Regions from separate parts of the Homo sapiens genome. Here region 1 is linked to region 2. The links are chromatin contacts, found by Hi-C or POLR2A ChIA-PET in ENCODE. All regions are on one chromosome and are shown on one strand. Each heading gives the region's core, a stretch centred on a gene start or an enhancer-like site at or near the end of the contact. The rest is flanking DNA. Distances are from core to core; before and after follow the strand shown.

Region 1 (3,373 bases), core at 19-2,518, 33 kb after region 2:
TGGAAGAATATATGTTAATGGGAATATGTGACTCCAAGGAGAGTGCCTGGTATATACTAGACATTCAACATGTTGGCAGGATCTGAGCCTACAGCAATATAAAACCGACAACTTTATATTGTTTTGAAGTATCTGATGAACTCTTTATTTCTTGTTTCTAATTGAATTGTATTTAGATAGCGGTTTTTAGCCAAATTTTGCAGAGACGCTTCTGTATCCACCTGGGAAGTTATATGGGGGAAAGATTGTGTATAGGGGGCAGTGGTGTGTGTGGTGGGGGAGTGGGCTTCGCCATCCACCCTAGCTTATGTTAGAGCAGGTGGGCTATTTCTAATACATGCGACATTTCTAATACTGTGCTTGCATATTTTGAGTACTTAATTTTGATGTCAAGTCCTATAATACATCAGGGATTTAAGTGATTTATTTGAAACAATTCGTCACTTAAAAGATTATACTTAAAAGATTCAGATCCTTTATGATTTTTTAAAAATGATAAAAGATCCCCTGTGTTCTATGGTTATCAGAATTGAAGGTGATACAATATCTGAAAAGAAAAGAAATCATTATACGTCTCAGAGAGAAGTGTCACAAAGGAAATTTAATTCCTAATTTGATAAAAATGAAAAGAATCTGATTCTTTGATGATAAATCTTGAATCAGCTGGAGGCTGATTAATATATATAGAAGTAAGAGCAACTAAAAAGTGTTTTGACAGAAGCAGAAGACCTGGGGCTTATGTTGAAGTTTCTGATTATGTCCTCTAATGGTTCTGAAACATGGCTAGGAATGCCATTTATTTATTTGTTTCTTTGTTCACTTATTCATTCATATGTATTCTGAGGGGGAGTCTTTTTTTTTTTTTTTTTTCTTTGGAGACAGGGTCTTGCCTGTTGCTGAGGCTGGAGTGTATTGGAGCAATCACAGCTCACTGCAGCCCAACCCCCTGGACTCAAGTGATCCTCCCACCTCAGCCTCCCACATAGATGGGACTACAGGCACACACCATCATGCCTGGCTAATTTTTAAATTTTTTGTAGAGACCGGGTCTTGCTATGTTGCCCAGGCTGATCTTGAACTCCTGGGCTAAGGGAGTCTTAAAAGGTGTGCTGTTCATATTCTAGCCTAGTAATTGTGTTTGCAGTCATTGGTGTCACAGAAGTGCCACCTGCCTGTTGTTTCACTTGCCCTGTTACCACTTGCCTATTTTGCTAATGGTTTGCTACAGTTGACAAATGGTGTGTTTTGGTCTAGCTTCCAGCTCCCAGAGACCACAGGAAACACAGACAGGTACATGCTTGATCCTCCCAAGCTGCAGACATTCCTGGGCGTGTGTTGGGCAGTACACACTGTACTTCCTGTGTCATGCCCACATCCAGCTGTCAGGCCCTTACCCCTGAGGGCTTGGGGGATACATGGGAGAAGTTTGTTGATTTGGGCTCGAGGTCAAGCAGTCTATTTTAGAAACCTTAGGAGACTTAGTTTAAAAAGTATTAAAAGGTCTCATAAAAGAGAATTGTAAGGTTGGCTAGCAGTTGATTTGTTATGAGATGGAAGAGTCATACATTATCTTGGTATTTAATCAGTTAATAAATTGTTTCAATATGGTATATCCTTTTTTTCTTAAAGCAGTTTTCTTCCTAATAGCAAAGGATGCCAAGATTATTGCAATCTTTGGTAATCTCCTGTGAAATATGCCCTTTGCATTTCTTTTTATGAGTTTCCACCCTTGCCAGTATCAAGAAACAACAGAGCAGGGGAAGAAAAACATTTAGGGAAAATCACCAAATGCAGAGTCAGGAATCAAATTGAGATTTTCAGCTCCAAGTCTAGAATACCATGTTGACATTATAAATAGCCAACTAGGTATTTAATAGCTTATCACTAAGAGCTTGAGATTGTGGCTCCGGTTTTGAGACTCACATACGCCAAAAGCCAACTGTTAGGGAGCGACCCCTAAGGTGCACATGTATTACTGATTTATTTACACAAAACCTCATTCCATAAAGGAAATAAAGTGGTCTGCAACAATAACATGCACCGTGTAATAATGGTAGAATGTCATACCGAGGAACCAAAAGATAAAGATCAGGATAAAAGGCTGATACGAGCTTAACCAAAGGACTTCAAGTATGTTATGAGGGCTCAGACAGCTGTTACAATCCAGCCTCATATCTGGAAGCAAGCCAAACTGAATTCAAGTGTGAAGGGGGCCATGAGACAAACAGTAAGAAGCACAGAGCTTTCTCTGACAAAACATTTCATCTCTGAGTACTCAGAATTTTCGTTGCTCCTTTTTTTTTCTTTTTTCTCTTATTTATTTTTATTATACTTTTAAGTGTTAGGGTACATGTGCACATTGTGCAGGTTAGTTACATATGTATACATGTGCCATGCTGGTGCGCTGCACCCACTAACTCGTCATCTAGCATTAGGTATATCTCCTGATGCTATCCCTCCCCACTCCCACCACCCCACAACAGTCCCCAGAGTGTGATATTCCCCTTCCTGTGTCCATGTGATCTCATTGTTCAGTTCCCACCTATGAGTGAGAATATGCGGTGTTTGGTTTTTTGTTCTTGCGATAGTTTACTGAGAATGATAATTTCCAATTTCATCCATGTCCCTACAAAGGACATGAACTCATCCTTTTTTATGGCTGCATAGTATTCCATGGTGTATATGTGCCACATTTTCTTAATCCAGTCTATCATTGTTGGACATTTGGGTTGGTTCCAAGTCTTTGCTATTGTGAATAATGCCGCAATAAACATACGTGCACATGTGTCTTTATAGCAGCATGATTTATAGTCCTTTGGGTATATACCCAGTAATGGGATGGCTGGGTCAAATGGTATTTCTAGTTCTAGATCCCTGAGGAATCGCCACACTGACTTCCACAATGGTTGAACTAGTTTACAGTCCCACCAACAGTGTAAAAGTGTTCCTATTTCTCCACATCCTCTCCAGCACCTGTTGTTTCCTGACTTTTTAATGATTGCCATTCTAACTGGTGTGAGATGGTATCTCATTGTGGTTTTGATTTGCATTTCTCTGATGGCCAGTGATGGTGAGCATTTTTTCATGTGTTTTTTGGCTGCATAAATGTCTTCTTTTGAGAAGTGTGTGTTCATGTCCTTTGCCCACTTTCTGATGGGGTTGTTTGTTTTTTTCTTGTAAATTTGTTTGAGTTCATTGTAGATTCTGGATATTAGCCCTTTGTCAGATAATAAAATAAAATACTGGCAAACCGAATCCAGCAGCACATCAAAAAGCTTATCCACCATGATCAAGTGGGCTTCATCCCTGGGATGCAAGGCTGGTTCAATATATGCAAATCAATAAATGTAATCCAGCATATAAACAGAGCCAA
Region 2 (3,766 bases), core at 868-3,367:
AGCCACCGCACCCAGCCTAAATATATTTTTTAAACCCTAAATTACTTTGTTGATTTAAACTGTTCCTATTGAGAACCATCTATATGCCAGACATTGTATTAAGCTCACAGGATCCACTAATTAACACATAATATGAAATTCCTTGTTTTCACAGAGCTCTACCTTTTAGCTTGGGAGAAGACAGATAAAGGCATAATAAATACATAATAAATGCATTTTATGTATGTATATGTGCTTAAATAAAACCTTAGAAAGGGAAAAGTGATGTGAGAAAAATAGAGCAGTTTAGAGAAGAGTTGTATACATTTGCAATTTTTAGATGATGCAGAGCTTTTTGAGAAGTTGAAATTTGAGAAAAGGCCTGAAGGAGCTGAGGAGGTGGGTGAGTCATGAATGCATCTCGGGAAGGAGTTCCCCAGGCTGAGGGAGCTGCACCTGAGGAAACCCAGGAGGCAAAGGTGGTCCTGGTCAGGATGATGAGGAGGTCCGTGTGGCTGGAGCAGGTGAGCTAGGTGGAGAGAGGCCGTAGATGAGGGCAGAGCTGCTGCGGGAGCCAAACGTGTAAGGATCTTTTCGGGCAGTGAGAGGACGTTGGTTTCTCACAGCAGAGAAGGGACATCATCTGACATATTTTAAAAGTATCTCTCCGGCTCCCTTGTGGACTGTAAGGGACCAAGAGTTGAAACAGGCACCCAGGAGGAGTCCTTCCAGCAACTGAGGTGAGAGATGATGGTGGCTCGGACCAGGGTGACAGCAATGGAGGTGCTGAGAAATAATTAGATTTTGGATACATTTTGAAAACAGGGCCAATAGGAATTTCTGACAAATTGGATATGGAGGGGTGGGGGTTTGGGGGAAGAGAGAGAGAGAAGAGAGAGGTCAAGAATATCACCAAGGTTTTTGGCTCATGTAACTGAAAGCTAGCCTAAATTCAGAGTTTTATCTGGAATTCTACCCCAAACATCTTAATTCCCTAAAGTCACTGGAATGGCTCAACAGCGCTGAACTTTCCAGACAGCTGCATGGAGTTGTCATCCATCCTTCTCTGGAGAGTGTCTGATCCCTTCTCTAAACTTATGCCCTGCTCCTCTCCCCTATCTGTGCACAGAGGACTTGGTCCGATTCTACCTCCGGAACAATGCTCAGCCCACAGCCCTCATTCCCTCCGTGATGAACAGTAACTGTGGACTTTTGACCTTCCTCTTGAGCTTGGTCTGAGTCTTGGCATTTACAACCACGGCTCTAGGTAAGGACATGCTTTGGGGTGTCTTTCTGGCCCTTGCCTTTGCGTTTGCGCATAGGGCTCTAGTGGCCCAATTATGTTGTTGCAGTAAAGTTTCTCCTTGCTCTGGTCTGGAGCAGTTGAGGTCATTCATCCCCTGGATCTCTGTTGGCACAGGTGGCTTGGCCGAGTGCCACTTTAGGTAACTGTGACCTGTTTACTCAACTTCTTCCTGGAGTTTTGATATTCTTGTTGTCAGGGCCTTTGAGAAAGTTTATACGATGGGCTCAGTGAAGAAGCCGCAGCTGTTCTGAAATTAGGCTCCTTTCCCCGTGAATGTGCAGCTATGCGGGTGTGTGGATCAGGTGCACAGGGCTTTGAGGAATGTGGCGGAGACTCAGTGGCAAGAACAGTTGTCTGTGATTGCTGGGCCTTGTTTTGACCCAGTCCCTCACCCCACATAAGCCTCTCAGCGAGGAACATGGAAGGGTCAGGCCTCTCACGTTTCCTCCCCTGTGAGATTGGATCGCCACTGTGATGGCATTTCTCCCCATCTTCAGTTGCTGGGCAGACCCTGCGTGTGTGCGCACATGTCCATGAGCCCACAACCCTTGCATATTTGCAACAAAAGTCTCTGGGGAGAATGAATTTAAATGGACTCTTGACTATTTGTTCTGGAGCGGCACGTGTTTACTTAAGTCACCAGCCTCCTTCCTAAATGCAGTCACGAGCTCTCCCAAACTCCACAGACACCCAAACAACCAAATATTCAGAGAGCCCGTGCCCTTGCCCTGCTTCAGCCCCACAGCCCCGCCTGGGTTGCTGGTCTGACCCGGCTGGGCAGGGTGGCTGTGAGCTGCCGGTGTGGCCCCAGGCACCTCAAAGGGTCCTCGGTGTTCAACAACAGGAAGTGCTGGCAGGCTTCCCTCGCTAGGGAACTGAAAGTGGTGACAACAGAGGATGTGTTCTTCAGGCTATCAGATAAAGCCCTCTGCACTGAGAACTGCTTCTGACGAGGAACAGAGACTTCACTGGTCTCTTCCCCATGCCTTGCCCTTGCCCTAACTAACTTCTGAATTTATATCACCTGTGAGTTCTGCTCTAATTCAGGGACTTGGGCGGAGAGGTTTCGGACAGTGGCCAAAAGCAAGAGACTGTCTGCATGACCCTTTAGAAACACCCGTGACCTGGTGCAGAGCTGAGCCAGCTTTGGCCACACTGTTTGGGATGCTGACTCAACGCAGCTCATTATATCTGATTGAATTTATCTTTCATTACTATGCAATCAAATTAAAGGGCAAGAAGGGATTTTTCTCTGTTTTCTGAAAGTGGTTGCAGCAAAACCCACTATGAAGCATTTATTTCTTGTATTGTTTAGACTGGGCAGAATCAGAGGGAGGTAGGTGTGTGACTTCATTTAGGAGAAGGTGAGCACTGATGGCAATATTTTCTTCAAATGCCACACATGAAGTGGGAGAGGTGACAGCCAAGCCTGCAGGGACTCTGTCTCTGAAAATGTGAGTGGAACAAAGCACCTCTGGGCTCTGGATCATTTTCTTGTGTGCTCCTGGGGTCTAGTTGGTTTAAACTCTTGAAGGCTGCAGTGTGTTTTTTGATATACCCCCATGTGAAGGGACATTTATTTAGCATAAACTATGGGCTGGGCACTGTTCTAAGGGCTTTGCATGTATTCACTTAGATTTACAAATTACTGAATATTGTTAAGAACAAAACCTAAGGAGCACAGGAGTGTGCACGGTGTTCTTTTGTTCCTATAAAAACAGCAATCATTCCATTGCAAGTGAGGGAAAAGTGGAAGGGTACCCAAGAAAATGGTAGAGTGATTGTCTTTGAGGAGATGAACTCAGGGACTGTGGTGTGGGGAGGGAGACTTTTCATTGAATACACACACTGCTCTGTTTGAATTATGTTTGACCATGTGGGATGCATCCTTGTTTCAGTATAAAAACACTGCATTTATTTTTAAAGGGAACAAAATGAAAATTTTATAGGCCAAGGCAATGTTGTGGGTCAGATCCTGGGGGCTGAATCCTGGAGTAGGGCAAGTCCAAGGCAATACTGTGTGTAGAATGGTGGGATGGGAGGGGGAACTCTGAGAACTATTTTTCTTCAGACAAAAAGACACAAAAGAGCTTGCTATCCTGGTGACGAAGAAATAGTTCTAATCTCAAACTGGAAGCTAGAAATTTAGGAAGGAGAACTCAAAATAGTAGTAAAGTCCACTTGATATGAACCAGTGTCAAGGTAAAACGAGAAATGTGAGCCCACCCCTGTAACTCACCCGCTATGTATGTGTTGTTCTAATTCCAAGATTTCCTCACTATGCAAGTCAGGCAGGCCTCACTTTCCCATCCTACCAGACTCAGACCCAGCTGATGAAAACCTACAATGTGCCTGTTACACATACAGTCAGAACACTGGCCCAGTCGTCTGGTCCTCAAGTATATGTATTATAGATGGAGGTTACTGAGCTAGGGTTGTGTGGAAGCCAAGACAGATGGGACTCAAAGCCTGCCACTCCTG

The links. Hi-C counts contacts between places; a loop is a spot of excess contacts on that map. ChIA-PET counts read pairs that join two places held with the same protein, here RNA polymerase II (POLR2A). Pooled maps may share reads with other maps.
Region 1: a loop to region 2 is called in a pooled map, with 2.3 times the contacts of the local background. The contact joins two enhancer-like sites. A Hi-C loop is called at or near these places in 1 of 50 pooled maps. POLR2A ChIA-PET finds 5 or more read pairs at or near these places in 6 of 52 experiments (CD4-positive, alpha-beta memory T cell, T-cell, activated B cell and 3 more).

What each region holds. Positions count from the first base shown.
Region 1 is chr5:67,247,548-67,250,920 of GRCh38, forward strand. No RefSeq gene overlaps it. Among named protein-coding and RNA genes, the nearest start is that of TILRLS, 19 kb to the right of the region's middle. Within about 2 kb of position 1,269, at least 6 of the 41 ENCODE cell types and tissues checked have a DNase peak (open chromatin) inside an H3K27ac peak, as active enhancers do.
Region 2 is chr5:67,213,859-67,217,624 of GRCh38, forward strand. No RefSeq gene overlaps it. Among named protein-coding and RNA genes, the nearest start is that of CD180, 19 kb to the left of the region's middle. RefSeq lists an enhancer at 2,042-2,281. Within about 2 kb of position 2,118, at least 33 of the 41 ENCODE cell types and tissues checked have a DNase peak (open chromatin) inside an H3K27ac peak, as active enhancers do.